Regions from separate parts of the Homo sapiens genome. Here region 1 is linked to region 2. A link is a contact called in ENCODE Hi-C or POLR2A ChIA-PET data. All regions are on one chromosome and are shown on one strand. Each heading gives the region's core, a stretch centred on a gene start or an enhancer-like site at or near the end of the contact. The rest is flanking DNA. Distances are from core to core; before and after follow the strand shown. Region 1 holds the start of SPEN (spen family transcriptional repressor). Region 2 holds the start of NECAP2 (NECAP endocytosis associated 2).

Region 1 (4,288 bases), core at 1,144-3,643, 590 kb after region 2:
GCAGCACCGTCCACTAAGAACCCTTCCAAAGCTGCCTGGGACGATTTCCTCTTTCTTCTCTCTGCCCCCTCATCTTGCAGAGGGGCCAAACTCCCAGCCATAAGCATGCAATGTCTCTGGAATCTGCATAATGAGAAATGACACGTCTAGGCACATAACACTGAGGAGCGAGCGAATGCTGCAATGCACGTGCTTGTACATCGGTGCATACGAATTTCCCAGGCAGAGACCTACAGAGAAAGTCCACAGGGGATTAAAGTGAGCACATCTAAGTGGTTTTTCCACTCCAATAATGTACACCTAAATGATTTTTCCATCAAAACACTGACGATACTCGAGGAGAAGCCAGGAGGTGGGGGGCGGGTAAGGGGTGGAGCAGCGCCAGGAAGAGAAAGTTCCCATCTGCTTCCCAATCCAGCCCGTGGTCTCCCCTTCATCCTAGGGCACAGAGGTGAATTTTTGCTCCCTGCCTCCCCCCGCCCCCGCCTGGTTTCTCAGGCACGACGTAGTAAACACCGGGAGAGTCCCTGGAAGCGCGCACCTCCCCCCGGCCTGCCGAGGACAGCTCAAGCAGGTTATGAATGGCCCCACGATTCCCGGCTCCTTTTCACACGCGGACACGCGCAGACGCGCGCTCCAGCGGCGAGGGTTTAATGCCCCAGTAACAGCAACCACCAACACAATCAATGATCCTCCATTTAAAAGACAGGAGCTCCGCCGCCGCTGCTTCCATTTCCTTATCCAAGCGGCTCAAAGCGAGCGACGCAATCTATTTTTCCCATGGTGACTCATTAATGAGGACGCTCCATAATTTCCTTCACTCACTACATAGTAAGGGAAATTAAAAGCCAAACTTAAAACCTTCCAGGGTCTTAAATATCGGAATAAACTGTCATTTTCGAGGACAACCACAGATTTGCTATGGTCCCTCTGAATCTGCACCAAGTCCAAGCCAATCGTCATTTTAATAAGTGTTTTATGCGGAGGCCTATCTGTTACGGTACACAGGCATTTCACAAAGAAAACGCACTACACGCTACTCAATAAGATGTATCAACGACAACATTTATTCTTATAATTCACAAAAATATTCAGGGGAGGTTTTTTTTTTAAGCTACATCTTCTCATCGTAAAAGGTTTGGAATGTTTTACCGTTTGATTCGGGAATTCAGGGGTGGGGGGCACCAGGGTCTTAGGGCGGCCTGGGAGTGCGACCCGAGGCTACGGGCGCCGGGGCTAGCAACCTCCTGTCAGACGCGGTCTCCTCCGCCGGGGACGAGGAAGCCCAAACGGGCGCACCAACTTATTTCACACCACTCTCCACCCAGCCCCGCAAAAACGAGAAACGTTTGCCATTCCCAGTGAGTTTCAAGGCTGCAAATCCTCCGGAGAGGTCCTAGATGGTCTCTCCGGGTCCGCGACGCGACCACAGTACCTACTGCGACTTCTGTTTTCGCACCGCCTTTCCCTTCGCACGGAACCCTCCCGAAGTCAGACATTGCCGAGCGCCCGCAGAGCAGCTTGGAGTGGCGGCGCCGGACCCGGCTGTCGGGCGGGCTCGGGTCCCGGCTGCTCCGGGCCGGGCACTGCGCGCAAGGACGCGACCCCGCCGCCCAGCGCATCTCCCACCGACTCCCGGGCTGACGCGAGGGCAGCCCCGGGGCGCCGGCTGCGTGGAGGCCGAGCCTCGGTCACCTCCCTCGTCACGGACGCGGCCGCCGGGGCCCCGCGGGCTCTTCGAAGGCGGCGCGGCTTGGCCGCCCGCACCGCCGACACCCGAGGCCCAACGCCGCGACGCGGGCCGAGCGGCTGACGAGGTCCCACAGCGCCCGTGGGTCCGGGCCGGAGTCCTCCTCACCAGCTCCGCGCTCCGGGAGGGGCCGGCAACGGGCCGGGGCGGGAAGCGGCGCCCGAGGAGCGAGCGCGGCCGCGGGCCTCGTGTCACTCACCGTTTGAAATGCTCGATGATCTTCTCTTCCCGCACGTTCTCGGGTAAGTTGCCCACCCAGAGATGCCTGGTTTCCCGGACCATGCTGGGCGGCGTGCCGGCGACCGCCGCTGCTGGCTCCCCCTCGCCGGCTTCGTACGAGACCGTCAGCGCCGGGAGGCGGGTGCCGGGGCGGCGGCGGCGGCGGCTGCGGCGGTGGCGTCGGCAGCGGCGGCGGCTCCTCCGGCTCCCCCCCGTGCAGAGACCATCCCTCTCCCCCAGGTTCTGACTCTCGGGCCTCGCAGCTCAGCTCTGCCGCCACCACACACCCGAAGCCGACCCTCGCGCTCCGGCAGCGCATGCGCCCGGGCAGGGGCGGGCGGGGGAGCGGGAGGAGGGGCGAGCGGGACACGGGCGGCAGCGACTACGACGGAGCTGGCGCTGTGGCAGCCGGACGCTTCCCACTGGCGCGCGCGGCCCGACTCCCGCCGCCGCACTGCCTCCCCCTCGCCGCGGGCGCGCGCGCGTCCTCCCGCCTGCCAAGGCGGAGAAGCTGAGTTCCTCCCAGCCGGCGCGCAGGCGCGCGGACCGGGCGACGAAGTGAGGGACTACAGGCGGGGAAGGAACGCTCGCGCGCTCGGCCCCGGTGCGCAGGCGCGCAGCTGCTAGTGGAGTCCCGCTGCTTGGCGGGCTCTCGGTCGGGTTCCCGCGCCGGGCAAGGGGCGGCTGAGGAAGCAGGAGCGGTCTTTAGCCCCTCCAGCGGCAACCCCAGGCCCCGGCCTGGTGGAAGATATGAAGAGAAATGCAATTGGTTTCCACAGGGCTACGGGTCAAAGCGGCTGCCAAGGCCTGTCCCCTAGAAGTCAGGACCCCTTCGTCCTCCGCTCACCTGGCGGCCAGCTCCTGGCGTTTCCGGACACTTAGATTCCTGCCTGCTTGGGAAAGCGATCAGAAAAAGGTTGCCCTTCTCACCGCTCTGCTGAACAGCGACGGCTTCAGAAACGCATCCCATCCAAGAGTCACTGGCTTGTAACATGAAGCAACTTTTTTTTTTTTAATACGGGGTCTCGCTCTGTTGCCCAGGCTGCTGGAGTGCAGTGGCACGGTCTCGGCTCACTGCAATCTCCGCCTCCCAGACTCAAGCGATTCTCCTGCCTCAGCCTCCCAAGTAGCTGGGATTACAAGCACCCGCAACCACACCTGGCTAATTTTTGTATTTTTATTAGAGACAGGGTTTCACCATGTAGGCCAGGCTGGTCTTGAACTCCTGACCTCAGGTGATCCGCCCGCCTCGGCCTCCTAAAGTACTGGGAGTACAGGCGGGAGTCACTGCACCTGGCCTAAGCAACTTTTTTATATAGAATCTTGCGAAACCGTTTGCAAGATACCCTTGCTGATCGCTGTGGTATAGAAGGAATAAAACGGAAATGAGACAGGAATCCAATATTGTTCCCCTCAGACCATAATTTAATATTTAAACAGAGAAAGGAATTAGACCTCTGGCCTTTCCAGGCCTAAGAGCTTTTGAAACCTACAGTTGAACTTTCTTTTTTTTTTTTTTTCCTTTGAGACGGAGTTTTGCTTTTGTTGCCCAGGCTGGAGTGCAATGGTGTGTTCTCGGCTTACTGCAACCTCTGTCTCCTGGGTTCAAGCGATTCTCCTGCTTCAGCCTCCTGAGTAGCTGGGATTACAGGCATGCGCCACCATGCCCGGCTAATTTTTGTATTTTTAGTAGAGACAGTTTCTCTGTGTTGGTCAAGCTGGCCTCGAACTCACAACCTCAGGTAATCCACCCGCCTCAAGCCTCCCAAAGTGCTGGGATTACAGGCTTGAGCCACCACGCCCAGCCTCTTTTTTTTTTTTTTTCCTGAGACCAAGTTTCACTCTTGTTAGCCAAGCTGGGGCACAATGGCGCTGTCTCAGCTCACTGCAACCTCCGCCTCCCAGGTTCAAGCGATTCTCCTGCGTCAGCCTTCCGAGTAGCTGGAATTACAGGCGCGCACCACCACACCAGGCTAGTTTTTTGTATTCTTAGTAAAGACGGGGTTTCACCATGTTGGCCAGGCTGGTCTTGAACTCCTGACCTCAGGTGATCTGCCCACCTTGGCCTCCCAAAGTGCTGGGATTACAGGCGTGAGCCACCATGCCCGGCCAGTTGAACTTTTATATAAAGGCCAATTTACAGAAATTCAAGGAAAACCCATAAAATTAAGGTAACTATATCGAGAGAAAAATAAAATTATTTATAATAAAAATACACAGAAATACCAGAGGTGTGCTGCTTCAGGTGCAAGCCAGATTTTTTTTTTTTTTTTTTTTTTTTTTTTGGAGACGCAGTCTCACTCTGTCACCAGGCTGGAG
Region 2 (4,076 bases), core at 1,205-3,704:
ACTTCCTTCCAGTTTCCTTTCTATAGAAGCAGCAGCTGCAGGGGCCTGATTCTGTTTCTGACACTGCTTGACTGCAGCAGTCAGAGCGACCATTTGAGACCAGTGAGACTATCTTGAAAGAAAAAGACAGCATGGAACAATCACCAGAAGAGAAAAGGAGAACAACAGTACATGTGAGAAAAGTGAATGGGTCCTTAGGAAGAAACCCAGGAAACCATGAACCTACAGCAATGCCTCTTTTGGCTCTAATTTGTTTGAGACGGGGTCTCACTCTGTCACCCGGGCTGAAGTGCAGTGGCGCAACTACGGCTCACTGAAGCCTCAACCTCCTGAGCTCAAGAGATCCTCCCACCTCAGCCTCCTGAGTAGCTGGGACTACAGGTGTGTACCAACACACCAGGCCAATTAAAAAAAATTATAGAGATAGGGTCTATGTTGCCCAGGCTGGTCCTGAAGTCTTGGGCTCAAGGGATCCTTCCACCGAGGCTTCCCAAAGTGTTGGGATTACAGGCGTGAGCCACCACAGCCAGCTGTTTTGACTCTTTTAAAGCATTAACTTCACATTTTAGTTCTAAGAAAAGGTCAGTTAAATCCCCAAATAGCAAGAACCGCAGGTGTTTCCAGGAGGCTTTTCTTAGAAGTCCCTATGCCAGTTCTCAAGAACCCTGGACGCGGCTGTCTTGAGGGCTGCACAAATGCAGATTCTCAATTCACAAATCAGCAGACTCAGTTCCTGTTCCTCTTACCAGGCCTGAGATTCAGGCTAAGGAGAGCTCCAAGACTTAAGTGCAGGCACTGGTAGTTTCCTCTAAGCTAAACCAGCCAGCCCTGACAATTCATAACCTCGCTCTCTGGGGCACCAAGAGGAACCAAATCCATCCTACTAAAGACCCAATAGGGGGCCGGGCGCGGTGGATCCTGCCTGTAATCCCAGCACTTTGGGAGGCCGAGGCGAGTGGACCACCTGAGGTAGGGAGTTCGAGACCAGCCTGACCAACATGGAGAAATCTCATCTCTACTAAAAACACAAAATTAGTCGGGTGTGGTGGTGTATGGCTGTAATCCCAGCTACTCGGGAGGCTGAGGCAGGAGAATCGCTTGAATCCGGGAGGCGGAGGTTGCAGTGAGCCGAGATCGCACCATTGCACTCTAGCCTGGACAACAAGAGGGAAACTCTGTCTCAAAAAAAAAAAAAAAAGACCCAACAGGAGATGGGGCTAGACGACCATCAATGGTTTGATGGTCCAACCACAGTTTGATGACAGAAAACAAATGTATTTTGGTTATTGTTGTTTTTGTTTTTATACTATTTTAAAATATGTCATGAATGTAATGTTCACTAACGCATCTTTTCACCATAAGATCAGCTATGAGCCCACGGTAACACAACTGGAAAGTAACAAGAGGAAATGTGGACGTTCCATCATTCTTGGGGTGCAGACCAATCCTGTATTTCCGAAAAACTTGGACAACCATCGCCTTCAAGAGCCACCCAGGCCCCCGCAAATACGAGCACTCCCCACCACCACTCAGTGGCACAAAATAGCCATAGGCCAGGTTGTCTGTATGAAGTGTATCTTTTTTCTTTTAATATTTTTCGTCGTTTTGATAGATAACGCATACAAAGAGTAGTAAAACGCAAACAGCACAAAAGGGAAAGGAAGTTTCCTTCCAAGGGCGGTTCCCCTCCCCTAGGGCAGTTTCCTGTGTTCCTTTGCAGAGATACTCAGTATGTTTACAAGCGTGTGTGTTTATTCGTCTCAGGTAGAGACCAGAGAAATATAGAAGGGGTCCTCCCAACTGCTCCAGGCTGTGATCAAGGGTGAAATTCGTGCGAAGGGATCTGGGTAGGAAGGGGTCCCTGGGCTTCGACCGTCACCTTAAAGCTCCCCGGGACCGGTCCTTTCAGCCGGCTCTGGGCTCCCTCCCCTCCTCTCGGGGATTTCCGTCTGTGATAGGGCACCTCCCCGCTTAAGGCTTTTCGAGGATCCCTTCAAGGCCACCGGTTAGCGCTGAAAGAGAAGCGTCTGTGACATCACCACCCCCGACCAAGTTTAGGGTACCCGGCAGCCCACCGGGGTCCCTAAGCGCTAGATACGGCTTTAACGCCCTCCCCGCCGCCAGGAGTCCCGTGCGTCGAACTGAGACGGGCGAAACTCTGGATCCACCTCCCTGCTCGGGCCTGGAACTGGAAGAAGCAGCAGCATTAGCTCCCCCTCGCCCCAAAACTGGCCAGGGCTGTCCTCGGTTCCCGCAGTGGGTGTGTCCGGGTGGCGGAGAAAGGGTTAAATTGGAGCTAGCCTGGTCTGGCGGTGGGTAGTCACCTGTAGCCACGGTTGGTAGCCCGCGGAGGGATGCGGTAGACGTGGACGTCAGGCTTGACACAGAGCACCGACTCGTACCCGCTCTCCTCCATCGCGACGCCTGGAGCCCACCGAACTTCCGGCGACTTCCACCGTTCCTCTGTCCGACGGACGGAAGCGGTGCGACTCTCTGACCAGGTTTCGGCTAGAGCGGCAGCTCGCGGGCCTCAGCACCGCCTCGTTTGTGCGCCCTCTGCTGGAAACCCGGCTCAAGACACGTGGCGGGCGACCTCCGGAGGCTTCTCCCTCCCTCCAGAGGCTTCTCCTTCCCTCCAGACACCCTCCGACGCAAAGAAAGCGCCCTGCGCCCGCCATGGACAGACCCCTCTGTAACCCGTGGTCTGGGTGTGGATCATCCCCATCGCTTCAGTTTCTTAGGCCTGGGGCCCAGTTGACCGAGAGGCAAAGCTGTAGCCCACCCTGCAGTATCTCTGTCCTCCAGCCTTTGCCTCGGCGCCTCCTCTGCCTGAATATCCTTCCCTCTCCTGACTGTAAGGCTCAGCTGGCACCTGACCCACCAGACTAAATAGATGCCATTACCCTACCACCCTCCATGCTTCCCCTAGGGGAACCCACTTATATGCTCAGGGCCCCGTGTGGCCAAACCTCAACAACGAGTTGTATTCAAAGAAGTAAAGTTTAGTAACACAAGTAATTTAAGAAGAATTCCAGGCCGGGCTTGGTAGCTCACGCCTGTAATCCCAGCACTTTGGGAGGCTGAGGCGGGCGGATCACCTGAGGTCAGGAGTTCGAGACCAGCCTGGCCAACATGGTGAAACCCCGTCTCTACTAAAAATACAAAAATTAGCCGGGCTTGGTGGCGTGTGTCTGTAGTCCTAGCTAGTTGGGAGACTGAGGCACTAGAATCGCTTGAACCCGGAATGCGGAAGTTGCAGTGAGCTGAAATTGTGCCACTGCACCTCAGCCTGGGTGACAGAGCGGGACTCTGTCTCAAAAAAAAAAAAAAAGAAGAAGAAGAATTCCAGTCTTAACTTCGATTTCTCCCAGAATATTCTGGGAGATACAATGTCTACCCTAGCCAAATTCTCAAAATCCCTCCTTCCCTACCATTCTCTCATTGAGTTGAGTGCCTGCAATGTGCCAGCCCCTATGTGGGGGTGAAGCTGATCCCAAACTTCTGATTCACTGAATACCCCAAACTTTCCCCACCCCTTCTTTCCTTTTCTCTCTCACTCTCCTTCTCCTTTTTACTTTTTTTTTTTTTTTTCTTCAGACAAAGTCTCACTCTGCCGCCCAGGCTGGAGTGCAGTGGTGCAATCTCGGCTCACTGCAACCTCCACCTCCCGGGTTCAAGCGATTCTCCTGCCTCAGCCTCCCGAGTAGCTGGGATTACAGGCACCCACCACCAAGCCTGGCTAGTTTTTGTATTTTTTTGGTAGAGACGGGGGTTTCATCTGGTTGGCCAAGCTGATCTTGAACTCCTGACCTCAAGTGATCCGCCCACTTCGGCCTCCCAAGTGCTGGGATTACAGGCGTGAGCCACCACGACTGGCCATTTCTACTCATTTTTTATAAGCTTTTTATTATAGGATTGATCTAACCACTTACATTTTTATTGTAAAATATACATAACATAAAATTTACCATTTTAAGTGTACAATGCTGTGAAATTAAGTACATTCACAATATTGTGCAACTATATCATGCTTTCCAGAACTTTTCATCATCCCAAACAGAAACTCCACACCCATT

What was found. Hi-C counts contacts between places; a loop is a spot of excess contacts on that map. ChIA-PET counts read pairs that join two places held with the same protein, here RNA polymerase II (POLR2A). Pooled maps may share reads with other maps.
Region 1: a map with no recorded cell type shows a loop between it and region 2 (14-fold over the local background). The contact joins the promoter of SPEN here to the promoter of NECAP2 in region 2. A Hi-C loop is called at or near these places in 1 of 168 maps with a recorded cell type or tissue (naive thymus-derived CD4-positive, alpha-beta T cell), 3 of 37 single-sample maps with no recorded cell type and 10 of 50 pooled maps. POLR2A ChIA-PET finds 5 or more read pairs at or near these places in 1 of 52 experiments (CD4-positive, alpha-beta T cell).

Annotation. Positions count from the first base shown.
Region 1 is chr1:15,845,812-15,850,099 of GRCh38, reverse strand. It overlaps SPEN (spen family transcriptional repressor), which reads right to left and starts at 2,393. Exons shown (of 15, transcript NM_015001.3): 1 at 1,950-2,393. The coding sequence starts at 2,032. It overlaps SPEN-AS1 (SPEN antisense RNA 1), which reads left to right and starts at 1,953. Exons shown (of 2, transcript NR_024279.1): 1 at 1,953-1,992. RefSeq lists enhancers at 221-815, 2,239-2,750, 2,751-3,263 and silencers at 1,487-1,906, 2,087-2,656.
Region 2 is chr1:16,439,102-16,443,177 of GRCh38, reverse strand. It overlaps NECAP2 (NECAP endocytosis associated 2), which reads right to left and starts at 2,454. Exons shown (of 8, transcript NM_018090.5): 1 at 2,325-2,454. The coding sequence starts at 2,416.